Linked DNA regions of Homo sapiens: regions 1, 3, 4 and 5 are each linked to region 2. Evidence: chromatin loops called from intact Hi-C (ENCODE). Cell type or tissue: chondrocyte. All regions are shown on one strand.

Region 1 (5,000 bases), 76 kb after region 2:
CCGAGATTGTGCCATTGCACTCCAGCCTGGGCAACAGAGCGAGACTCCGTCTCAAAAAAAAATAAACAACAGTAAAAACAAACAACAAAAAAGCATCACTTGGGAGAACCAGAGAGGGAGGGAGGCAGATGGGGTATATGTGGAAAGATGGGGTATATGCAGTCAAGGGTGGGGTGAAGGTTCAGGGCTGGCTCCTCCACTTTCTGTTGGTGTGGACCAAGTCCAGCTCTGCACCTACCTGCCGCACAGTCTCTGGTGGACTCAGTGTTTTCATCCATAAAATGGGACAGTAATACTCTCAGGTGTGAGTGGGCCGAGTACGCAGGCATTCAGTGGCTACAGCCCCCTTAAGTTCCCCTTTCTTTTCTTTTTGTATTTTTTTTAGACAGTCTCAATCTTGCGGTCCAGGCTGGAGTGCAGTGGTGTGATCTCAGCTCACTGTAACTTCCGCCTCTCGGGTTCAAGCAATTCTCCTGCCTCAGCCTCCCAAGTAGCTGGGATCACAGGCGTGCACAACCACGCCTGGCTAATTTTTGTATTTTTAGTAGAGATTTTTAGTAGAGATGGGGTTTCACCATGTTTGTCAGGCTGGTCTCGAACTCCAAGACGATCCACCCGTCTGGGCCTCCCAAATTGCTGGGATTACAGGCGTGAGCCACAGCGCCCAGCCCCCTTTCTTTCCTGAGCTGATTTTGCCATCCTTAAAATGGGCATGTAGAACATTTTCCAGGGACCAGTGAGGGGCTCGCCCACCTTCAGCTCATTCCTGGAGTCTGGTGGTTTTGGCAGACAGACTCTAGGAGGACCACCCCACCTTGGGGTTTGTTTGGACCCACACCAGGCTGAATGTAATACCCAGGAAAAGCCTCAGCTCTGCATCCTGAAGGGGTGCCAACAGACCCAGGAGAGCCAGATCCCTAGTCAGTCGATTGATAGTGATATGTACCTCCTGGGTGCTGGGCAGATGTGGTGGGAGACCTTAGAAAGGCTTCCTGGAGGAGGTGACCTAGAGAGAGACAGAAAGAGAGAGAGACAAGAAAGACCAGCCCCTCAGAGGGCAATAGGGTGAAACCCCGTCTCTACTAAAAATACAAAAATTAGCCAGGAGTGGTGGTGCGCACCTGTAATCCCAGCTACTCGAGAGGCTCAGGCAGGAGAATCACTTGAACCCAGGAGGCGGAGGTTGCAGTGAGCCGAGATTGTGCCACTGCACTCCAGCCTGGGCGACAGGGTGAGACTCCGTCTGAAAAAAAAAAAAAAGAGGTAAGGAAACTGGTGTGCTGGAGATTTGTGAGAAGACCAGTGTGGCTGGAAAACAAAGTCACCTGCGAGGCCAGGGAGGACACCAGATCAAAGCAGGCAGAGCCCGTGGGCCATAGAGTGGACTTGGTGACCACTGGAAGTCATGGATGGATGGGGCTGCTCCACCTTGGGGAGAATCCAGGCATCAGAGGCCAATCTTGTTTTTGCCTCCAAAATCTAAGAGTTGTTAAAGTCTTAGGGGTAGGAGGGACAACACCCCGCTCCAGAGCTGTGTGGCACCTGGCCGGGACCTTGTTATTGGCCCTTAATGTTCCCACCAAGCAGCAAAGTTGACACTACCATGTGGCTGGGGACTCTGCAGGGAGCCTTGAGGAAGATGAGTTCCCTCTTGGAGCCTGGTGTCCTCAACTGAGTGCGGCCTTAAGGCTGACAGAGGTTAAATAAAATATGTACACCCTGTTTTTGAGGGAGGGCAGTCCCTAAACTGGATCTGCATTTTAGAAAGTTTGCCTAGGCCAGGGGCAGTGGCTCACGCCTGTAATCCCAGCACTTTGGGAGGTCAAAGTGGGCAGATCACCTGAGGTCAGGAGTTCAAGACCAACCTGGCCAACATGGTGAAACCCCATTTCTACTGAAAATACAAAAATTAGCCAGGTGTGGTGGTGTGCGCCTGTAATCCCAGCTACTCAGGAGGCTGAGGCAGGAGAATCGCTTGAACCCGGGAGGTGAAGGCTGCAGGGAGCTGAGATCGCGTCACTACACTCCAGCCGGGGCAACAGAGCGAGACTCTGTCTCAAAACAAAAAAACAACAAAAAAAGAAAGTTTGCCCAACTGGACCCTAGCGGCAGGGGCTGGCAATTCTTCATGGGGACAGGAGGCCAGCCTCCCTCGGGTTTTTTTCCAAGACTGGGGAAATGGGCCACAAATGTGGAACCTGTCTTGGGCATTCAGGTGAGACTCAGGGGGGCTACCAAGCTGAGTCTTGGCCGGTTGGGATGGTGACACAGTGCCACCTACTGGTGTGCCCCACGCCTGGACTTGGCAGCCATCAGGTTCCAGAGTGGCATGGGCCAAGCCCATGGAATTCAGAATGAGGGGCCAAGAAAGACTGTGGCCAGGAGCGGTGGCTCATGCCTGTAATCCCAGCACTTTGGGAGGCCAAGACAGGCAGATCACCTGAGGTCAGGAGTTCGAGGCCAGCCTGGCCGACATGGTGAAACCCTGTCTCTACAAAAAATACCAAAATTAGCTAAAATTAGGTTAAAAATACAAAATTACTCCTGTAATTGCAGCTACTTGGGAGGCTGAGGCAGGAGAATTGCTTGAACCCGGGACACAGAAGTTGCAGTGAGCCACGATTGCGCCACTGCACTCCAGCCTGGCGACAGAGAGAGACTCCGTCTCAAAAAAAAAAAAAAAGAAAGAAAGAAAAAGAAAAAAGAAAAGAGCATCTCCAGAGGGATGAGCTCAGTTTCTGAATCAGGGGCCCGAGATCAGTCCCTGTGTGTAGATGAGAGGGAAAACCTTTGCCTGTACTGAACGAACACAAATTAGTATTACTGGGCTCTGGAACCAATTCTGCCTGGGTTCAGATCCCAGTTCCACCACCTTGACAAAGTTGCTTAACCTCTTTGTGCCTCAGTTTCCTTGTCTGTAAACTGGGAATAATGGCCTCTGTTGTTCTCAGTCAGCTTATGTAAACCACTCAGTACACTGTGAGTCTGCAATTGAAGCTACTATTATATTTATATATTTTTTAAGACAGAGTCTCCCTCTGTCACCCAGACTGGAGTGCAGTGGTGCAATCTCAGCTCACTTCTATCTGTGTCTCCCAGGTTTAAGCGATTCTTGTGCCTCAGCCTCCTGAGTAGCTGGGATTACAGGCGCCCACCACCATGCCCGGCTATTTTTTGTGTGTGTGTTTTTAGTAGAGATGGGGTTTCACCATGTTGGCCAGGCTGGTCTCGAACTCCTGGCCTCAAATGATCCACCTGCCTCAGCCTCCCAAAGTGTTGGGATTACAGGCGTGAGCCACCGTGCCCGGCCTATCATACCTACTTTTATTGTTCTCATGACCATCTTCATCATTCCAAGTGTGGATTGAAGTGAGAGTGTCTGGTGCATCTGGAGGGCTCCCGCCTGGTGGGTGAGGGCCAGAGGTGTCTGTGTGAGGTGGAGGAGGGCCAGCACATTTGGCTCAGCAGCCCGGACTCTCTCCTGATGACAGTGGGGACGGCCGAAGGGTGTGGGTTGGGAGGAATGAGGTCAGGTCTGTATTTTGCAAACCCAGCATCCATGCACCCCTCCTGCACTCACAGCCTTACACCAGGCATCCTGGTCTCCCTGGTATCCTCATCATACAGACCAGGAAACAGGCTCAGAGAGGTTTAGGTACCTGTGCAATGTTGTATAGTGAATTAGGGACAGAGCCCAAATGCCAGGCTTGCACTCCTGAGCCCAGGGCTCCATTGATCCCATCGTGCAGAGGTTAAGGGAGGGACCTGATTTTTTGGCATCAGCTGTGCTCAGCAGGGTGCAAACAACAGCAGCTTGGCCCTTGCGCCTGCCCCGGGCCCTGGGTGGACTCTGTAGTTTTTCTGGTCTCTCGTAGTCGGAAGACCATTTCAGGAATTAATTTTAAAACTGCCATTTTTAATCTAAACAAAAGCTCTCCTCTGTCCAAGCTGGGCCTGCTTTCGGCTGGCAGATCTGCGGCAGCAAGAGGGTTGTGAGCCCTTTCTGTTTTTCTAGGTCTTTCTTTTTTTTTTTTTTTGAGACAGAGTCTTGCTCTGTCACCCAGATTGGAGTGCAGTGGCACGATCTCGGCTCACTGCAACCTCCGCCTCCCGGGTTCAAGGAATTCCCCTGCTGCAGCAGACTCTGTCTAAAAACAGAACAAAAGATATGGCATAGAAACATATTTGGGGTTGAAATATTTTGATTTCCTTCCTTATCTGCCATGCGATGTTATGCTAGAGCCTGGTTGGAAAGCCAGCCACATCATATAGGGTTAAAATAGAACCTGTGTGATGAGGCTTTGTGGTTTGAAAGGCGTGACTCCCCAGGCTCCTTAGATAGGAATCTGGGCAAGAGAAGAAAACGGTCAGAGGTTAGTCCTCAGGTATGTGAGCGTGTTTAGTGTGTTAGTGTGAGGCTGAGTGTGTGTTTATCCAAGCGTGTGAATAGGTGCATGTGTGTGTACATAATTGCGTACAAGTGTGTGACTGTGAGTGTGCATGAGTGAGTCTGAGGGTGCTGAGCACGTGTTTGTGTGAGTGCGTGTGTGGAAGTGTGCACGAGTGTGTTTGTGCGAGTGTGCAAGCACGAGTGTGCACACGAGTGTGAGAGAGCAAATGAGTGTGTGACTGTGTGAGGGTGTGCGTATGTGTTAGTTTGTGAGAGCTTGCAAGTAAGTTTGTGCAAGCGTGTGAAGGTGTGAGAGTGTGTGAGGGCACGTGTGTCCTCACATGGGTATGTGAATGTGTGTGCATGTATGTGAGTGTGTGTTTATTGTGAAAATCGTGTATTTGTACTCATCATCGCATACCAGAGTCACTTGCTGTAAGGAGGGGTGACCTTGGAACTAAGGCTCTGCCACCTCTTTCCAACCCCCCATCCTGCACTGGATTGCCCAGTTGCTCCCAAAAGCTGGGGGCTTTGCTCTCCAGCTCACAGCTGTGGGCACCTCTCCTGGTCATCTCCTACCTCCTGTCCCAGCTGCACACAACCACGCTAC
Region 2 (5,000 bases):
CCTTGTCATCCAGGCTGGAGGCCAGTGGCCTGATATTGGCTCACTGCACCCTCCGCCTCCTGAGTTCAAGTGATTGGCTTGCCTCAGCCCAGCCTGTAGTTGAGATTACAGGCACCTGCCACCACACTAGGCTAATTTTTGTATTTTTAGTAGAGACGAGGTTTCACCATGTTGGCCAGGCTGGTCTCGAACTCCTGACCTCAGGTGATCCGCCCACCTCGGCCTCCCAATCTAGCTACAACTTCTCACCCCAACTGACCCTTCCGCCCCTCCCAAAGCTTCTTACCTGGAAGAGACAGCGGGGCAGGTGGGGGCTGGAGGTTAAAGGGGAAGGAGGAGAATCCTGGGAAGCTCTGGTCAGTTTCTCACGGGAACGCAGCGCTTTGATCCAAAGAGCCCTGCACAAGGATCGGAAGACTCGCATTTGTCTGGCTTAACTTTCTCCAGCCTCAGTTTCCACTTCTGAATGGGACCATCGAGGGCAGTGTGGCGAGGATTCACCAACATCGTCCAGGTGAAATTGGCAGACACAGAATGGGCGCTCCGAAAGCATTCGCGGACCCGAAGAAGGTTTGGTTTCAAAGGTTCTAAGGTGTGTAGCGGGGGCCTGGGCGCGAGGTCTGGCTTTCGGGGTGTTAGGCTCCAGGGACCTCCTGCGGAGCTCGCACCCTAGCTCTGCCGCCACTGCCGCCTCCTCGGCCCCGGACCGCCGAGGGTTAACAAAAAAGCCCCACGCCCCCTTTGACGGCTTAGAGCCCACCTCGCCGAATTTGAAAAGGCGGCCCCGGAGAGGCGTGGGCGCCCCCCACACATTTCCAGCTCGCACCCGGGCTCCGACCGCTCGCCCCGCTCCTCTCGCTGTGCTCCCGGCCGGTGCCGCGGGTTCGGTCCGGGCGCCGGTGCGCTCCTGCCGGTCCTCGTGCCCGGGACTCCGGGTCCCCGCGGGCTGCTGCGCACGATGAAGCTGGCCCTGCTCCTGCCCTGGGCGTGTTGCTGCCTCTGCGGGTCGGCGCTGGCCACCGGCTTCCTCTATCCCTTCTCGGCCGCAGCTCTGCAGCAGCACGGCTACCCCGAGCCCGGCGCCGGCTCCCCTGGCAGCGGCTACGCGAGCCGCCGGTGAGTAGCTCGGGGCCGAGGGGCCGGGGGGTGGGGGGAGGGAGCGGACAGCGGGGGCCCTGGCCACTGGGTGGCTGGAGCGAGGCTTGGGGGCTGGAGAGCGGGGCGATCCGGGACTTGGGGGCGCAGGGCAGCGGGGACTGGGGGCTGCAGACACCGGGCAGCTGGAACGAGAGCTGGAGGGGGTTGGGGTGCGGGGCGATTCGGGCCTGGGGGCGCGGGGTGGCGGATGCCAGGGGCAGGGGACACGGGGCAACTGGGACGAAATGGCGGTGGCTGGGGGTTGGGGTCACGGGGGGAAAGACCGAAGGGCCTTGGGTGCAGGGCGATTGGGGGCTGGGGCGCGGGGCGGCGGGGGTTGGGGGCTGCAGACGGGGCAGCTGGAACGAGCGATGGAGGAGGCTGGGGGTTGGGGCCGCGGGGCTGCGGGGCTGCGGGGTTGCGGGGGCTGAAGGTTCGGGTCCGGCTCCGGGGCTGCGGTGGTCTCTGGCCGCGCCCACCCTGTCCCTTCCTTTCTTCGCTTCCCCAACCTTCGCCCCCTCGTTCCGGGCTCCGAGTAGAGGTGGTTCCGACCGCCGTGGCTGGGGCTGGGGCTCTGCCCGGGGCGTTCGGCCGCTCACGTGGCTCTGCCGCTCACCTGCGCGGCTGCGGCTTTGTGTCGCGGAGCAGGTTCTCGGGTGGCCAAGGCCTCGCGTCCCGGGCACCCCTCTCCTATCAGCGGCCCCAGGACACCAGAGGGGTCATTCCCGCCCAGTCTTTGGGGCTGAGGCCGCGGAGGATCCTCGGCTGCGACTCCCCAGCCACCCCGGGACGTGGAACCGGCTGGGATCGGGTGGCTCCGTGGCGGGGTTGGAGAGGGCGCAGGGTCACCGGGCCCGGGCGCCGGGACCCGCCAGGCGTCTCCTTCCTCTCGGCCGGCAGGTGGCGCCATGGCCACCCCCGGGACGCTCAGGGCTGCGGCTCCGGAGCCCGCATTTGAATTTCCCCAGAAAACCATAAGCATGCAAGTAAAAGTTGCCAAACGCCTCGTTTGCATAACTCGCTTGAATTTAGCTTTTCTCATTTAGTGATAACTACAACCTACACAGCTATGACAGCGCTCTGGAATGCACTACCTGTGTCTGTTCCCTCCGTCTCTTTTTTATATTTTAATTTTTTTTTTTTGCAGAGGCAGAATCTCAACTCTGTTGCCCAGGCTTGTCGCAAACTCCTGGGCTCAAGCGATCCTCCCGCCTTGGCCTCCCAATCTCCATTTCTTTTGATCCTTAACAACCCTAGGGTTAAAACATTAGAGTAGTATCTTTCCTTTAGCTGAAGAAACAGAGGCTCAGGATTTGCTAGGCCTAGGAGCCACTCAGGACTGACCTCTTGTGCTTTCTTTCTTTTTTTTTTTTTTTTAATATAGGGTCTTGCTTGCTCCCCAGGCTGGAATGCAGTGGTGCGATCATAGCTCACTGCAAACCTGATCTCCCAGGCTCAAGTGATCCCCCGACCTTGGCCTCCTGTGTAGCTGAGATCACAGGTGTACACCATCATGACTGGCTAATTTTTTGATTTTTTGTAGAGGTGGGATCTCACTGTGTTACACATGCTGGTCTCAAACTTCTGGCCTCAAGAGATCCTCCTGCCTCGGCCTCCCAAAATGCTGGGATTACAGGCGTGAGCCACCACGCCAGGCCCAGATCTGGTGTTTTCTAGCATACTGCTCTGCCTATCAAAGCTAAAAGACAGCTCCTAGTTCTTTTTTTCTCCTTGATATTTACCAAATCAGAGGACTCCAAGATGATTTCTGGCTAATTCCTTAATAACAAGGAGACAGGGATGTTTCATGCTGGGAAGAAATATACAGTCATGGCTGAATAGGGCGGGACCCAGAAAAGCATAAAAGTGCCTCTGGAAAAGTTTGTATGCAATCCTATTTCTCTCATTTTGTTTGGAAATACTTACCCGGGGCTTCTATGAGGAGCATTCTCCAAACACCCACGCTAGTGTGGCCTCTGCACAGTTCCATATGAGGATTGTCTAAAAAACAAGCTTTTCAAGTTACAGAATAATATATACAGCACGATTTCATTTATGAAAAGGAAAATCAGATCTACATCTAGGTAGATAAATGCCTGAAAAAAGTTTCTAGGAAACCATTTCAGCAGTTAATGTTATGAAGAAGTCTAGGGCTGGGCCAGGGGACTGTCCCATTTTCCCTCTGTCTGCTTGTGGCTTGTCTGAATGTTTTTCTGGTTTCTGTGTTTTTTTTGAGACAGAGTCTCGCTCTGTCTCCCAGGCTGGAGTGCAATGGTGCAATCTTGGCTTACTGCAACCTCTGCCTCCCAAGTTCAAGTGATTCTCCTGCCTCAGCCTCCCAAGTAGCTGGGATTACAGGTGCCCACCACTGCGCCTGGCTAATTTTTGTATTGTTGGCCAATAAAAAATGTAACGTTGGCCAGGCTGGTCTCAAACTCCTGGCCTCAAATGATCTGCCTGCCTCAGCCTCCCGAAGTGCTGGGATCACAGGCATGAGCCACTGTGCTTGGTCCCTAAGAGAACCTACTGGCCGGTACGGGGATTGAATGGATGTTTTGCAAGGAGCGTATATTCATGTAATACTTTTGTAATTAAAAGGTGTGGGAAGGAAAAAAAAAAAGGTGTTTGCAGCCTGAAATACGCCTGCAAAAAAGCAAGAGGTGAGGACCATGAAGAGCGGGAGCGAATGGGGACCTCATTCTGGCATTTGGTGGGTTGGAACTTGGGGACATCTGCAGAAACTTGGAAGGGATCATTTTAGCACAAACAAAAAGAGGCTCAAACAAGTGTGGAATCTTCCAGAACTCTTTCCACCAGGATAAGAACAGGGAGAGGATATAATTAGGTTTAGGGAGGATGTGGATGAATCTGTGGGCAATGGATTCCTAAAAAGGATACCAGAAGGTGTTGGGGAGGCTTGGGGCACATTGATATTCCAGAGTGTGACTGAGTCTCTTTGCCCAGAAAGCCCAGCGTGGGCATTGCAGGCACCTGGTTGTTGCCTGGGTGAGTTACAGGCTGGAGCTGGCTTGGGCGTCACATGTTTCTGTGTCTCATGAGCTATCTATCACAAGTGTCCCTTGTCCTTGAGATCCAAGATGTCCAGAAGCTGAAGGCTTGGGGACAGCAGTGGTCCTTGCAGCCTTGGCCTTCAGTAGTGTGTTTACCGGGGCTTGGCTTCAGTTGACAGGCAATGATGACAGGGCTGTTTCTTGACAAAGAGTGCTTTAATTTCATTGTTACTGCTCCTTGTTAACGTCTGATTTTTTTTTTTTTTTTTTTTTTTTTTTTTTTTTTTTTTTTTTTAAAGACAGGGTCTTGCTCTGTCACCCAGGCAGGAGCGTAATGGTGCAATCATAGCTCACTGCAGCCTCGACCTCCTGGGTTCAAGCAATCCTCCCACCTCAGCCTCCTAAGTAGTTGGGACCATAGGCATGGGCCACCATGGCTGGCTAACTTTTAAATTTTTCATAGAGGTGGGGTCCTGCTATGTTGCCCAGGGTGGTCTTGAACTCCTGGCTTCAAGTAATCCTTCAGCTTTGGCCTCCCGAAGTGTTGGAATTACAGGTGTGAGCCACTGTGCCTGGCCAAAAAGCAGTTTTTAATTGTTAGTTTGTTCAAATCAGGATCTAAATAAGTCTGCTTATTGGTTATTCTGTCTTTTCTCTCCCTTTTAGTGTAGGAAAGTCTTCCCCCTTTGAGAGAGTACTTTTTCCTCCACGCTGTTGACTTGTTGAAGACCAGTTGTTCTCTGCGATGTCCACGTACTAGATTTAGCTATTTCCTTCCCAGTGGTGTAGTTAACTTGATCTGCAATGTCCACGTACTAGTTTTGACTAATTGCTTCCCAGTGGTGTAATTAA
Region 3 (5,000 bases), 140 kb after region 2:
TAATCCCAACTTTGGGAGGCTGAGGCGGGCAGATCCCTTGAGGTCAGGAGTTCCAGACCAGCCTGACCAATATGGTGAGACCCCATCTCTACTAAAAATACAAAAAATTAGCCGGGTATGGTGGCGAACGCCTGTAATCCCAGCTATTCCAGAGGCTGAGGGAGGAGGATGGCTTGAACCAGTGAGCAGAGATGGCGCTATTGCACTCAGCCTGGGTGAAAAAAAAAAGTTATGTGTGTGGATGAATGCACGTGGGTCTGGGTGTGCACGTGTGTAGATCCATGTTGGGTGGGTGTGCCCGTGTATGTGAGCACTCTCTGTGATTGTGCAGAAGTGTGTATGTGTGTTGTGTGTGTGCATGACTGTGAGTGTGCATGAATGTGTATGAGTGTGTTGTGTGTATGCATGAGTGTGATGGGTGTGTGGGCACTCTGTGTGTGCATGGGTGCATGTGTGTGCCTAGGTGTGTGCATGAGTATGACCACTCCATGTGTGTGCATGACTGTGAATTTACTTTGTTTTTGTGTGTACATGAGTATGTGTGTATACTTTTTTTTTTGGATGGAAAGAGGAGTTTGTTAAGGAGTATTAACTCACAGGATCACGAGGTCCCACAATAGGCCGTCTGCAAGCTGAGGAGCAAGGAAGCCAGTCCGAGTTCCAAAGCTGAAGAACTGGTAGTCCGATGTTCGAGGGCAGGAAGCATCCAGCATGGGAGAAGGATATAGGCTGGAAGCCTAGGCCAGTCTAGTCTTTTCACATTCTTCTGCGTGCTTTGTGTTTTGGCCACACCGGCAGCTGATTAGATGGTGCCCACCCAGATTGAGGGGGGTGGGGTCTGCCTTTCCCAGTCCACTGACTCAAATGTTAATCTCCTTTGGCAACACCCTCACAGACACACCCAGGATCAATACTTTGCATCCTTCAATCCAATCAAGTTGACACTCAGTATTAACCATCACAGCTGCCTTCTCTTATAAGACGGGGAAACTGAGGCCCAACAGCCCAGAGATGGACAGACACTTGCCTAAGATGACACAGTGGTATTACAGACTAGACCCTGAGTCTCCTGGTCCCTCCCAGCTCGTTACACCTTCGAGGACCCTAGGACAGGAGAAGCCACACTCTAAGCTAGAACCCATCCTCACACCACAGCCCTTGAATTCTCCTTCTGTCCTTTCCCTCTGCCCGAATGGGGTCAGTGGAGGGAATGGACTCTGGGTGAAATCACACCCATTCAGAGCCTTTGGGACAAATATTTGAGAGTCACCAATTACCTGATCATCAAAGACATGCCTTTAACTTCCTGACTGTCCCGGTTGTTTGGGGCGGCCAGGAGGCCCCCTGGAATCCCTACTGTCACTGGCATATTGCAAGCACATGTTTTCTGCACACAGAGCTGCTCACAATAAACCAACGCTGAAAAGCACATTAAAATGAATCGGAGAAGAGAGAGTCACTTTGTAACATGCTTTATTTTATTTTGTTTTTGCCTTGGAAAGGAGCATGTTTTGGCTGCCAATGAAAGAGCTGGTGGGGGCCTCTTAGCAGAAACCAAACGGGTCCAGATTAGACCTACCCAGCCCACCCCCTGGGACAGTGGCTCTGGCTCCAGGGAGCTGAGAGGGGCCCCGAGACCAGGGGTGAGCTGCAGGGCTGGTCTAGAAACTGGAGATCCCGGGTACCAGCCCTGAGCTCTGGGACACTGGATCCCTTTTCTCCTTTTACCTAGCCTCCGTGTTCCTAACTGCAGAAGAGATTCCCTGACTGTATTTGCTCCTTCTGATTAGTCAGTGGGCACCACGGTCCCTAAGGAGAGTGCATTTCTCATAACAGCTCTGCAAGATGGTTTGGACCATCCGGGGATTTCCAGCCAGAGTGCTGTTATTTTGCATGGATTGGTCACAAGCTGAGATTCATACCTTTCTGTCCAATCCCTCTCCAACTTCCCTCTTAGGTGTGCTGTCTGCAGCCTTCTCCTCCCTGCACACATCCAAAAGCAACTCCTCCCCACTCCCTAGAACCACTCCTTTTTTTTTTCCCCCTCACTCTATTGCCCAGGCTGGAGTGTGGTGATGTGATCTCGGCTCACCGCAACCTCCGCCTCCCGGGTTCAAGCGATTCTCTGGCCTCAGCCTCCCGAGTAGCTGGGACTACAGGTGTGTACCACCACGCCTGGCTAATTTTCGTATTTTTAGCAGAGACAGAGTTTCACCACGTTGGCCAGGCTGGTCTCAAACGCCTGGCCTCAAGTGATCCGCCTGCCTCGGCCTCCCAAAGTACTGGGATTACAGATGTGAGCCACCGCGCCCGGCTTTGCCTAGAACCACTTCTAATTCTCCTTGCTCAGTGAAAAACACTACTCCGTCTAGCCAATCTGCCGTTGAAATCAGAAACCTCAAAGCCTCAACTCTCTCCTTGTGACCCTGTTGCAAGGGATCCCCAACATCCCGTGGATTCTTCTGTCTCTACAGCCCTCTCTAATCCATCTCCTCTTTTCTGCCCCTCCTGGCTTTGTTTTTTGTTGGGTGGGGGGAGCAGGAGACAGAATCTTACCCTGTTGCCCTGGCTGGAGTGCAGTGGTGTGATCACAGTTCACTGCAACCTCCACCTCCCCGCCTCAGGTGATCCTCCCACTTCCCCATCCTGAGTAGCTGGGACCACAGGCACACGCCACCATGCCTAATTTTTAGTGTTTGTAATAGAGATGGGGTTTCTCCGTGTTGCTCAGGCTGGTCTCCAACTCCCGGGATTAAGTGATCCTCCCTCCTCCACTTCCCAAAGGTTGGGATTACTGGCGTGAGCCACCACAAAGTGGCCCATTTTCTTACCTTAGATCTCACCCACCTATCAGAACTGTCTCAGCAACCTCCGGTCTCTCCCCACCAAGAGCAAGCAGAAATCTAAACATTCCCCTTCCCTGTTTGAGACCCTTCTGGACTTTCCACCCCACCTGGATATCAGCCAAATAGCACCGCCGCTGGTCCCTGTGGTTTCTTTGTGCAGATTAAGGAAAAAGCGCCCCTTCCTCAAGGCACGTGACTGCCATCTGCTGGAAAACTGCCGTAATATATATAAAATTATGAGGACCATGATATGATGGCGCCCTCTAGGGTTGTGCAAACACAGCATCCTGAATCCCACAGCCTCCTGGCTTTCAAGAGCCTGATGGCCCTCCAGCCTCATGTCTTCCACTCCTTGTGCCTGCTCACATCTTCTCTTCCACTGATCACAAGCTGTTTGAGGCTCTCCAAACACACTGGAGCATGGAGGTGGAGAATGTGGACTTTGGAGACAGAATCCCAGCTCCGTCATGTAACTGTTACAAAATTCCTTAACCTGGCCAGGCGCGGTGGCCCATGCCTATAATCCGAACAGTTTTGGAAGCCTAGGAGGGAGGATTGCTTGAGGCCAGGAGTTCAAGACCAGCTTGGGCAACACAGCGAGACCCCATCTCTACAAAAAATAGAAAAATCATCCAGGCGTGGTGCACACCTGTAGTCCCAGCTCCTCAGGAGGCTGAGGTGGGAGGATCGCTTGAGCCCAGGAGTTTGAGGCTGCAGTGAGTCATGATCACACCACTGTACTCCAGACTGAACAACAGAGATAAAACCCTGTCAAAAAAAAAAAAAAGATGATGGTCTTAACATTTAGGGTGGCATGAACCAACAACCCTCCCTTCCCACCCCTCCTTGATAAACAGATGAAACATTGGCCCCTCTCTCCTAAAGCATGCCCGGGCACAGAGAATCTTATTTACAGGAACCCTCAGAGGATTCTCCCATCACTCACGAAACCTGACCGTAAGGTCTTTCAGCTCAGATGAAGGAGGAGAGACCCCTAATCTTTGCTGGGTGTCATTTCACATGTGGAAGTGGTCACTTTTCAAATTCAGGTCTTTACCTTCCCACCTGTATTAGTTCGTTTTGTGTTGCTATAAAGGAATACTTGAGGCTGGGTAATGTATACAGAAAAGAGGTTTGTTCCAGCTACTCAGCCAGGAGGCTGAGGCGGGAGGATCCTTTGAGCCCAGGAGGTCGAAGCTGCAGTGAGCTATGATCGTACCACTGCACTCTAGTCTGAGTGAGGTTTACTTGGCTCACAGTTCTGCAAGCCTGGCACCAGCATTTGCTCAGCTTCTGGTGAGGCCTCAGGAAGCGTTTACTAGTGGCAGAAGGTGAAGGGGGAGCTGATGCGTCGCATAGCAAAAGAGGGAGCCAGAGATGGGGGAGGAAGAGGTGCCAGCTCTTTAAGACAACCAGGAGGCTGGGCATGGTGGTTCGTGTCTGTAATCCCAGCACTTTGGGAGGCCGAGGTGGGCGGATGATTTGAGGTCAGGAGTTTGAGACCAGCCCGGCCAACATGATGAAACCCACTTCTCTACTAAAAATACAAAAGTTAACCAGACGTGGTAGCAGGCGCCTGTAATCCCAGCTGCTCAGGAGGCTGAGGCAGGAGAATAGCTTGAACCTGGGAGGCGGGGGTTGCAGTAAGCTGAGATCGTGCCACTGTACTCCAGCTCAGGCTACAGACTGAGACCCTGTCTCAAAAAAAAGAAAAAAGAAAAGAAGAACAGAAAACAGCCTCTGATTCCCTCCCTCCTCCTTGCACCTAGAGCAATGGCATCTCACTAAGGCTGGTAAACTCACTAATGGGATGCCAGTCTGGCCAGGGATCACTGGTTCTTGCTGCCAGATGAAGAGTGGGGCTGCAGAGGTACAGGGCAGGGTTCATTCCCACCCCCAGAATGGTCTAGGCCCGGCCAACACGGGTGAGTTGAGGCCCCCAGCAGCTCAGGGTTTGGCTTCCTGGCCTCTTTCAGCACTGGGGGCTCTTTTATTTTTTTTTTGACGGGGCCTCACTCTGTCACCTAGGCTGGAGTGCAGTGGTGCGAGCTTGGATCACTGCAACTCCTGCCTCCCAGGTTCAAGTGCTTCTTCTGCCTCAGTCTCCTGAGTAGCTGGGACTACAGGTGTGCACCACCACGCACGGCTAATTTT
Region 4 (5,000 bases), 170 kb after region 2:
GCCTGGCTCAGGCTGGTCCTGATTCCTTTCCTGGGTCACATGTACAGAGTCACAAGAGGGAGTTCTGGGGCAAGAGAAGAAGGGGCATTGGGGGCCAGGCAACCCACAGAGTCTGCTCCATCTGCTCTCCCACTGGTGCAGACCTAGAAGCTGGTCCAGGATTTCTGCCACCCTCTATTCCTGGGACAGGCTGGCAGGCAGAAGGCCAGCAGGGTACCGGGGAAGATTCCTGCTTGCCCTCCCCTCTCCTGCCCCGGGCTTTACTCTCTGACCTCATGGACCACAAACAGTACACAAGAGTCACAGAAGCCTCAGAGTCCCAGCAGTCTCTGGTGCAGAGGGCAGTGTCCCGGCTAGTCTGCCAGGCCACAATGACATCATCAGGGCCACTGCCCCCGAAGGCCGTGGCCTGGTTTTCTTGGCCCCACGCCCATGGCTGCCCACCCGGGTGAGCTCATGCCTGGACAGAAATGGGATCAGTTTCTCCAGGTCAGACACAGCCAGGCCAGGAGGGCTGAGACGCTGGCAGGGGCAGATTCCAACCAGGGCTCCTCTGCCCAGGTCTGCAGGCTCTGTGGGCAGGGGTGTCCCAGTGGGAGGTGCCCCATGAAGGAGAGAGCTAGGCCTTTTGTACTGGCTGGCAGGTCACTTCGGGGGAAGCCAGAGCTTTGCCCAGAATGGGGAACACTAGAGGTTGCCTGTAGGAGGCCAAGGCGGGACCCCTCCCCAGATCTCTCCAGGCTTCACCCTGCTCCCTCCTCCTCCACCCTAGCCTCCCCACACCATCCCTGCCTCCTCTCATGGTCCTCTACCTCCACTTCCCAGCCCTTGGGACCACCCCCTGTTAAATATGGCCATCTGAGTTCCCCTTGGGATACTGCAACCCACCCCCGCCAACTTATCACCTTCACTCCCAAGCCTGCCCCTCTCCCGTGCCCTTGTTCGACTGGGGGCATTTCTACTATTCCCAGCAGCCAGGCCTGAAAGGGGAGACACACTCCAACCTTCACCCCACCTCCTGCCCCCAGCCCCAGGAGCACCAGGGCCTGACGCTCCTCCAAATCCCCTGCGCTGGCCATCCCAGGCCCCTTCCATCACGTGACCTGACAGCCACCGTCTTCTTGCTCCTCTCCAGAGCCCCTAAACTTGGCTGTGGCCCGTCAGCTTCTTCAGGGGTGCCAGTGGCTGGGGCAGGAATCGGAACCCTTCTCTCCTCCTGGAGATTCAGGAGAACGGGGTCCACCCTTCACTGCCGTGTGATCTGAGCCAGCTGTCCCCGCTCTCTGTGCCTCCACGAAGCTCAGCCGGGGTTGAGACAGAACTGTTGGGAGGATAAACTGTGGTTTGGTGGATGAGGCACCACTAGGGGCCCCGGCCTCACCGCCCATTTGCTGGGTGATCTCAGGCAAGTCACTTGCAGTCTCTGAGCCTCTGTCTCCACCTCATTTGTGATGTCGCCGCAGTGACCCTCCCAGTTTCATGGACCCTTCTAAGGACCAGAAAGGGGAGGGGCTGAAAGAATTGGCTCTGGGGGGTTAAGGGGCCCTGGGCCAGGCATCCAGGCCATCGGAGGACTGTGTCCCATAGAGGGGTGGAGGGGGAGCCCGTTCTGCAGCCCACAGCAGGGCCTGAGCCCAGGGGGCCCAGCCAGAACCCTGGGTGCAGGGTCAGAGCCCTGAGCAGCCGCTAAGTGCACCCTGGAGACACCCCTGCTGGGGAGGAGCCCAGAGCAGGCCACTTTGTCCCCAGGGATCCCAGGACTGTCCCCCAGGCCCAGGGGCACTGCAGAACTGGTGAGGGAGCTACTCAGGCAGACCATCTGCCTGTGCACCATGGACTCTCAGCTCAGCCCAGCAGGTCCTTCACGCCCCTCGGCCCCAGGACCCACCCAAGTTCCCAGCAGGGATCTCCACCCACCCTGAGCCTATTTCTGGCACACAGCGCCCCCTGCTGGCCTCTTCGGGGGCAGCAGAGACTCACGGGGCCTCTGAGTCCTGGCTCTCAAGTTGTTTAAAGGAAGGAGAAAGTCTCCCGGTCCCGGGATCTGGGTCTCAGCCACCTTTGACTCCTGCCTCCCTCAAGGAGGGACAGATGGGGCCGCATTGCAGGCTGGTCCCAAGCAATCGTGGCCACTTTTGTTTTTCTGGAAAGTCTTCTAAAGGTCATGTGCCACAAGGGGCCTATTTATACCCACCCTTTCACTCTCCTCCCTCCCTTTCTTCCCTTCCTTTTCTGTCTGTGTGTGTGTGTGTATGTGTGTGTGTGTGTGTGTGTGTGTGCGTATGTGTGTGTGCTTTTTTTTTCTCTCTCTCTCTTTTTGTAGATGTGGTCTCGATCTGTCACCCAGGCTGGAGCGCAGTGGCACAATCATAACTCACTGTAGCCTTGAACTCCTGGGCTCAGCCTCCTGAGTAACTGGGACTGCAGGCGTGTGCCACCACGCCTGGCTAATTTTCTTTATTTTTTGTAGAGATGGGGGTCTCACTGTGTTGCCCAGGCTGGTCTCAAACTCCTGGCCTCAAGTGATCCTCCAGCCTCAGCCTCTTAAAGTGCTGGGATTACAGGCATGAGCCACCACTCCCAGCCAGCACAGGGACTTTGACGGTGTCTGAAGGGCACTCCTTGAACCTGAGGGTCCAGAAAGACTTTCCTGATGTCAGAAGGAGGAGAGGGCTGGGATGGAGGGAACCTGGGCCACGAGTGAGGTTCTCCCACTAAGGAGCGTGACGGGGCACACACAGCGTGGACAGCTGCAGGTCTCATGGGGTGCACATGCATGTCCCTGTGTGTCACGCATGTCCCTATGTGTCAGGCCCAACTGGGACCTGACTCTCTATCTCCTTTGGCCCAGGTCCTCCTGCTAGAAGCAGCAGAACGGCCCTCCAGCCCGGACAACGACCTGCCAGCCCCCGAGAGCACTCCGCCGACCTGGAATGAGGACTTCCTCCCCGACGCCATCCCTCTTGCTCACCCTGTGCCACGACAGAGAAGGCCCACGGGCCCAGCCGGTGAGTGAGGGCTGCAGAGAGGACAGGCTGGGGCAGCCGAAGGGACCTTGGGCATGGCCTCCCAGGGCCTCCCTAGAGAGGCCACACACTAGACACTCTAGTTCCAACATGCCATGTGGCATTTTGAAAAATTAAGCTAACAGTTGAAAATGGGTATTTCACCTAAAAGCCAGGATTTCTAGTTTCTCTTAAGAAGTAGACGATCTGGTCAGGTGCAGTGGCTCATGCCTGTAATCCCAACACTTTGGGAGGCCGAGAAGGGTGGATCATTTGAGGTCAGGAGTTCGAGACCAGCCTGGCCAACATGGTGAAACCCTGTCTCTACTAAAAATACAAAAATTAGCCAGGCGTGGAGGCAGGTGCCTGTAATCCCAGCTACTCAGGAGGCTGAGGCAGGAGAATCGCTTGAACCCGGAAGGCGGAGGTTGCAGTGAGCCGAGATCACGCCACTGCACTCCAGCCTGGGGGACAAGAGCAAAATTCCGTCTAAAAAAAAAAAAAAAAAAGTAGACCATCTGGCCGAGCATAGTGGCTCACTCATGCTTGTAATCCTAGCACTTTGGAAGGTCAAGGCAGGTGGATCATTTGAGGTCAGGAGTTCGAGACCAACCTGGGCAACATGGTAAAACCCCCATTTCTACTGAAAATACAAAAATTAGCCCAGCATGATTAATCCCAGCTACTCCTAAGGCTGAGGCATGAGAATTGCTTGAGCTGGGGAGGTGGAGGCTGTAGTGAGCCAAGATCATGCCACTGCAATCCAGCCTGGAAGACGGGGTGAAACCCTGTCTCAAAAAAATAGATGATCTTGGGCAGGTGCAGTGGCTCACACCTATAATCCCAGCACTTTGGAAGGCTGAGGTGGGAGGATTGCATGAAGCCAGGAGCTCAAGACCAGCCTGGGCAACATAGTGAGACCCTGTCTCTACAAAAAATTATAAAAATAAAAATGAGAAAATTGGCCATCAGGGCTGGCAGTCCCTCATGGAAACAACCAGCTACTGGGTTGCCACTGTAGGTCCAGTCCAGGCTGTGCAGTTTGCCGCAGTCCCCACCATTCCCTATTGTCTTACAGCTCAGCTACTGTCTTCAGTATCTGCCCTGCTCCTTGGCTTCTGCACTTATGGCCCCCAGCCCAGCCTTGCTGGGTTCAATTTTGCAGCATTCTGCCTGGCCAGGGAGCAGGAACTTACTGCTTCCCACCTCTTTCTGGGGTTTGCTCTCTGAACTCTCTGGCTGGAATTGGAGGACATCTGCCCCCCTGCCTTCCTGCCACACTTTTACAATTTTATTTTATTTTATTATTTTATTTTGAGACAATGTATTGCTCTGTCACTGAGGCTGGAGCACAGTAGTATGATCATAGTTCACTGCAGCCTTCATCTCCGAGGCTCAGGTGATCCTCCTGCCTCAGCCTCCCAAGTAGTTGGGACTACGAGTGCACACCACCACACTTGGCTTTTTTTTTTTTTTTTAATTTTTAGTAGAGACGAGGTCTCACTGCGTTGCCAGGCTGGTCTCAAACTCCTGGCCTTAAGCAATCCTCATGCCTCGGCTTCCCAAAGTGCTGGGATTTACAGGTGTGAGCCACCATGCTTGGCCCTGGCCACATTTTAAAGTTAAGGGGAAGAATTTTCCCTCTGCAGATTCTACCTACTGGTCTGGGCTCTGCCACCTGGGGCTGTAATTACCTTTGCTTTAATCACAATTGTAATAATCATAGTTGCAATCGATGAAGCCCTCCTGGTTGCCAGACACTGAGGTGGGGCTTTATCCTGGAGGACATTTAGCAAACAACACCTGTCTATAAGGCTGAATCCAGGGGTTGAAGGCTGAGGTCTACCATGAGTGGTCAGGATCTGCACTGTGCCAGTTATTAAATATTTTCATATCAGATATGAAAATATTTCAAATACAGATATAATTTTTTTTTTTGACATGGAGTCTCACTCTATCACTCAGGCTGGAGTGCAGTGTCGTGATCTCGGCTCA
Region 5 (5,000 bases), 910 kb after region 2:
CGGGCCTCCCCACCTGGGTTCTGTACAGCGATGGGGTCCACAGCTCTCTCTCCAGCTCCTTCTGTGTCCTCGCCCCAGAGCCCTGTACTCCAGAGGTTGAAGAACTTGCCGAAGATCGTGAAATTCATAAAAGGCAGGGCCAGAATGCAAGCCCGGTTCTGGACTTGACATCAAGTGGCCACCAGAGATGTCACCCCAGCTTCCCCACCTGCGTGTTCCAGCCTCCAGCAGAGAAGGCAGGGTGAGGCAGCCGGTGGGGGATAGGGGACCCTCCCGTGGCCGGTGAGGCCCTGTCCTTCTCTAAGTACATCTAACTGAGGCCCCTCTCTGGTGGAAGCCCGCACAGCCAGTCTCCTGGCCTTCGCTTCCTCCCAGCGTGGAGTGACAGTTTCAAAGCACAGCTCTGGTTGCTGCTGGGATCCAGCTGGGCTCTGGGACAGTGTCCAGATCCTGTCCCCTGCAGCCTCCAGTTCTCTGTCCACCCCCCTCTACCCACAGCCTTCCCTCCAGTCTCACCGTCTGCCAGCCTCTGCTGCCCTGTCTTACCCAGCCTGTTCTCTCTGCCTCACCAGCAGCCATCCCCCAATTCTGCTGCCCGTGCAACTGGCCTGTGCTCCTATCACCCCAAGCCACCTCTTCAGGGATGGCCTCCCCCAACCACTCAGCCCTGCACCCTCAGATCCCCTCAGGAGCTAACCCAGTGCCCAGAGCATCTGCAGCAGCGCCAATGGCCAGGCCTCCAGGCCAGCTTAACACATGGGCCTTTTCCAGGATAGCGGGCCACCAGCTGGGAACCGGGGCAGCCTAGGATAGAGGGTTTGCAGCCAGGATGCTCACACCTGCACAGAATGTCACCTACATACACGGCAGGACTGTGTGCCCACCCCTGCAGTAGCAGACACAGGAACAAGTGCACGGGGACCAGGCCCACGCACCCCATCATCTCCCTGGTGCCCACGGATGGTGCTGGGAGCTGCAAGTTGCTGCCACCCCAGGGACCTGACCAAGACCACACTGGGGTGGTCACAGACTGGGGGCAGATAAAACAGGCAGTGCAAGGAATCATCTCAGCAGCTTTTTATCCACCCCTCTTGCCAGGCGCACACCTCCAGGGAAAAGGGCTCACTCTGGCCAGGCAAAAGTCACCTCTGCAAAGGTTCTCCATCTCAGCCCTGTCTCTCTGTCCCCCAGGCCCTCATCCCTGAGGTGGAATGTGGCTTCCCTGAGCCTTGTTGGAGCTTAACGCCCTCTTTTTATCCCAGGAGTCTGTCCCCATGGTCCCAGCACGGTTCTTGGATGTGCTCCTGTTTGTGGCCAAACTGAAGCATCCCCTCCCTTGGTCCAGGACCTTCACCTCTATTAATGTGACCCAAGGCCCCATTAGCTTTCTGGTGGTTTCCTCTCCCTACATCTCACAACCGCTGTCCACCTCCCATCCTAAGCATGTGTGGCCGGCTCTGCCATCCCATCCCACAGGCCAGGACCCAAGGACTCTGTACTCAGGCCAGGAGGGCATGGTATTTATCGTCTCTCTGGACCTCTCCCCTTTGGGGTCTCCTTAAAGTCCCTGCAGGTGGCCCAGGGCCAGCCCCAACCCTGCCCCCGACAGTCCTCCCTCCAAGGCCGGGTCCTGCCTTCAGGTCCTGCCTCTTCCCTCATCCCCTCCTCACTTCCGCAGATACCACCTTCCTGCCAGGGACCCAGGGGCTCAGTGAATGTCTGAAGGAAGAAATCCATTTAGGGGCCCAGTGCGGTGGCTCACGCCTGTAATCCCAGCACATTGGGAGGTTGAGGCGGACAGATCACTTGAGGTTGAGACCAACCTGGACAACATTGCTAAACCCCGTCTCTACTAAAAATACAAAAATTAACTGGGCACGGTGGCAGGCGCCTGTAATCCCAGCTACTCAGGAGGTTGAGGCAGGAAAATTGCTTGAACCTTGGAGGCGGAGGTTGCAGTGAGCCGAGATGGAGCCACTGCACTCCAGCCTGGGTGACTGAGTGAGACTCTGTCTCAATAAAATAAAATAAAATAAATCCATTCGGGGCCTGAACGAGGCGAGACTCTGGTGTGAGCAAGGGCTTAGACAGAGCTGGGGGTGGATGCCTTGGGTTTGGTCCCAGGTCGGGAAGCCTCCGTTCTTTGACTGTAAAATGTGAATCGTCTTTTCTGACTCATCTATAAGGACTTGGTGTGCAGTGGGAACCCAGGAGCATGTGGGGGTGAGGCTGGGCTGCCCCATCCTGGCCCAGGACACTAAGCCCAGCCAGGGCAGGTATGACAGCCGGTCAGCAGGCCGCGCAGTCAGGGATGAGTCCACGGAGGAGGCCGCACATACCATTTCCCTGGCACTGCCCACAGCCTGCAGCCTTTGTGCATTTCTGAGGCCACAGTGCCCCCTGGCGGCTGTGCAGCCTACCCCAAAGGACAGCGTCCTGGGTCTCAGGCCTCAGTCTCCCTCTCTGCGGCCCCAACAGCTCACCCTAAACAAGGTTTATTGTTACCATGTTACATGTCACCATTTGGGACCAGAAAGGGGGATCCAGTGGCCCTGAGCCGCACAGTCAACCAGAAACAGGGCCAAACCTCACCCTCAGGGCTGCCTGGCTCCTGGGTCACTGAAGTCCTGCCTGGCAATGCGTGCTTGGGTCTGGGTCCCTTCCCCGACATCTCTCACCCTCCTGCAGGGCAGGAAAGTCACAGTTTGGATGCTTTGTTATAAAGATGACCCTGGCACCTGGAGGAGGGAGAGACAGACAGGGCTGTGGGTCGGGGGACTCCTTGGGGACCACGCCACCCCAACCACTGCAGCTGGAGCCTCTGTTGGGGGCGGGACCAAGCACCTCTGTTGTCAGCCCAGAGGTGGCACCCCTACGCGCCCCACTGCACCCCCGCGGCTTTCTCTGCCTCTCCTACCCCCAGGCTTCCCACTGGACATTATCCCAGAACATCAGCTAGGAAGCAACCTGAGCCTCCTTGCCCCTGCCTGACAAGCAAAGTGAGGCCCAGAGAGGGAAAGGGGCTGGCCAGGGCCCCCCAAACAGCCGTGGGCAGAGCCACATTGCACCGGTTTCTCCTAATCCCTGACCTGAGCTCCTTCTCCTACCCAGGGGATTTCATCAATCCAGAGAGTGCTTGGGGCCAGGAGTGCCTCTGACAGTCAGGGAGGGCTTCCTGGAGGAGGCCCTAGGTCTAATGGGGTCTTCTAGGCAGTGGTGAGTTGGGAGGGAATAGCCAGCACTCTCACAGCATCCAGGCAGCCCTGCTTCCAGACCGTGGGTTGGAGAGGCAGAACCAGGGGAGGGCACCAAGGGTCCCACCAGGCTCCCTCTGACGGCCATGTCTTCCTTTGGCCACAGGACGCTGTGCGGAGCTGCAAGTCCGTATCACTGAGGCTGTGGCCACAGCCACTGAGCAGAGAGAGCTGATCGCCCGCCTGGAGCAGGACCTGAGCATCATTCAGTCCATCCAGCGGCCCGATGCCGAGGTGAGCCCACCCCCCTGCCCCATGCCCATCTCGATACCTGCCCAACTGACTTAGCCTCTGCAAACACTGACTTCCCAGATTAGCCTGTGTATCAGGCAGCTGGTGACAACCCAGAAGGGCTGTCACCTAAAACCATTGGGTTCTCCCTGCTTACTCCATGAATACCACCCTGCCTCCGATTTGGGGTGACAGGCCATGGGGCAGAGGCCACAGGGCTTCCTAGCGGTAGCACAGAGGCCCGTCTTTCCAGGCACTGCCCTGAGAGCAGAGGCAGAGGCAAGGCCAGGACCATGCACCCATCTCCCAGCTAAAGGACCTGGAGCCCAGAGATCACAGCAGGCTGGGACATAAACAGCCCAGGGAGAGCATCTCCTCGCCCACCTCCCATTCTGTAGAGTCCACAGTGGGACTCCGGGAGAGAAGTCTGGGCTGTCCCAGGTCACGTGGCAGGCTGGTTGCAGGGCCAGGGAGGCCCAGGTGTCTGATGCATGTCAAAGCTGAGTGGCTGCGAGGAGAGCTGCACTGCTGCTGAACTCTGGCCTCAGGAGTGACTCAGGGCCCAGCCATCTCTTCTTTGGTAGCTCATGTCACGTGTCCAGGTCCGGGCCCTCCTGCAGCCAGCCTGCACCCCGGATGGCCCCACCCACTCCTTGCCACACCCACCCTGCCATTTGCCTTGGCCATGCTGAAAGGGAATATTCCGTGCCCATTGTGCGGAGGCACCTCCTCATCGCTTCCTGTCACCTGCAGGGTGCCGCTGAGCACCGCCTGGAGAAGATCCCAGAGCCCATCAAAGAGGCCACTGCCCTATTCTACGGTAAGGAGAGGCCTGACCCATGGGAGGAGGGAGGAGGAGGGAAGAGGAGACAGGTGATACCGCCTGAGAACACAGATCCCCAAAGAGTAGTCCCTTCCTCTAAGAAGGTCAGGCCCCCACGCCTGCAATGCAGCAGCAACCTTCAAAGGGTCGGGTAAGGCTAGGTGTGGTGGCGCACACCTATAGTCCCGGCTACTTTGGAGGCCGAGGTGGGAGGATCGCCTGAGCCCAGGAATTGGAGGCTGCAGTGAGCTATGATGGTGCCACTGCACTCCAGCCTGGGCGACAGACCGAGACCCTGTCTCTAAAAAACAAAAAGGTGAATGAGCCCTCAACCTGCCTTTCTGGATCTTAGACTGACACCCCCCACCTTGGGGCCCTGACCCTTCAGCCCTGCCGGTGGCCTGTGAAAGGCTGGTGAGTGGTGGTCAGCCAGGCCTCACTGCCAAAGTGCAGCCGGAGGTCCGTGCAGTGAGGGGAAGGCAGCCTCCTTGGGTATTGAGGACAGAAACTGAGGCTGCTGGACTGGGATACTGGGGGTGTGCCCATGCCTCCCCAGTTCCCCTCCTGCCCCTTTGCTTCCCCAGGGGATATAGGCCTAGTCTGACAGCTGCAAGGGTCTCAGATTCAAGGACAGAGTGACTGGGAGGGGAGTTCTGGGCCTGGCCCTCTGACAGCGCAGACGGGGGTGCTGG

The links. Peaks named below come from ENCODE experiments on the same cell type or tissue, not always from the same donor. Only the 100,000 strongest peaks of a DNase experiment are listed, where the experiment ranks them.
Region 1: it touches region 2 in a loop (5-fold over the local background); 15 of 110 quality-filtered maps call a loop at or near these places.
Region 3: it touches region 2 in a loop (7-fold over the local background); 26 of 110 quality-filtered maps call a loop at or near these places.
Region 4: a loop joins it to region 2, with 4 times the contacts of the local background. A loop is called at or near these places in 57 of 110 quality-filtered maps.
Region 5: it touches region 2 in a loop (6-fold over the local background); 15 of 110 quality-filtered maps call a loop at or near these places.

What each region holds. Positions count from the first base shown.
Region 1 is chr7:101,438,308-101,443,307 of GRCh38, forward strand. The region is part of intron 2 of COL26A1 (collagen type XXVI alpha 1 chain); the gene reads left to right. Among named protein-coding and RNA genes, the nearest start is that of COL26A1, 78 kb to the left of the region's middle. RefSeq lists an enhancer at 199-1,158. In chondrocyte, CTCF peaks have their summits at 2,266 (motif pointing left) and 2,466; no DNase peak of the experiment used is centred here.
Region 2 is chr7:101,362,075-101,367,074 of GRCh38, forward strand. COL26A1 (collagen type XXVI alpha 1 chain) reads left to right here and starts at 801. Exons shown (of 13, transcript NM_001278563.3): 1 at 801-1,116. The coding sequence starts at 959. RefSeq lists a silencer at 1,935-2,174. In chondrocyte, a CTCF peak has its summit at 2,006 (motif pointing right); DNase peaks (open chromatin) are centred at 995 and 1,847.
Region 3 is chr7:101,504,899-101,509,898 of GRCh38, forward strand. All of the region lies in intron 3 of COL26A1 (collagen type XXVI alpha 1 chain), which reads left to right. Among named protein-coding and RNA genes, the nearest start is that of LINC01007, 62 kb to the right of the region's middle. RefSeq lists enhancers at 1-71, 2,390-3,149 and a silencer at 2,562-2,681. In chondrocyte, CTCF peaks have their summits at 3,079 (motif pointing left) and 3,304; no DNase peak of the experiment used is centred here.
Region 4 is chr7:101,537,042-101,542,041 of GRCh38, forward strand. It overlaps COL26A1 (collagen type XXVI alpha 1 chain), which reads left to right. Exons shown (of 13, transcript NM_001278563.3): 5 at 2,852-3,008. Among named protein-coding and RNA genes, the nearest start is that of LINC01007, 29 kb to the right of the region's middle. In chondrocyte, CTCF peaks have their summits at 1,939 (motif pointing left) and 2,156; DNase peaks (open chromatin) are centred at 1,680 and 2,840.
Region 5 is chr7:102,270,006-102,275,005 of GRCh38, forward strand. It overlaps a transcript of CUX1 not described here. Among named protein-coding and RNA genes, the nearest start is that of SH2B2, 14 kb to the right of the region's middle. RefSeq lists an enhancer at 4,129-4,962. In chondrocyte, CTCF peaks have their summits at 2,415 (motif pointing left) and 2,629; no DNase peak of the experiment used is centred here.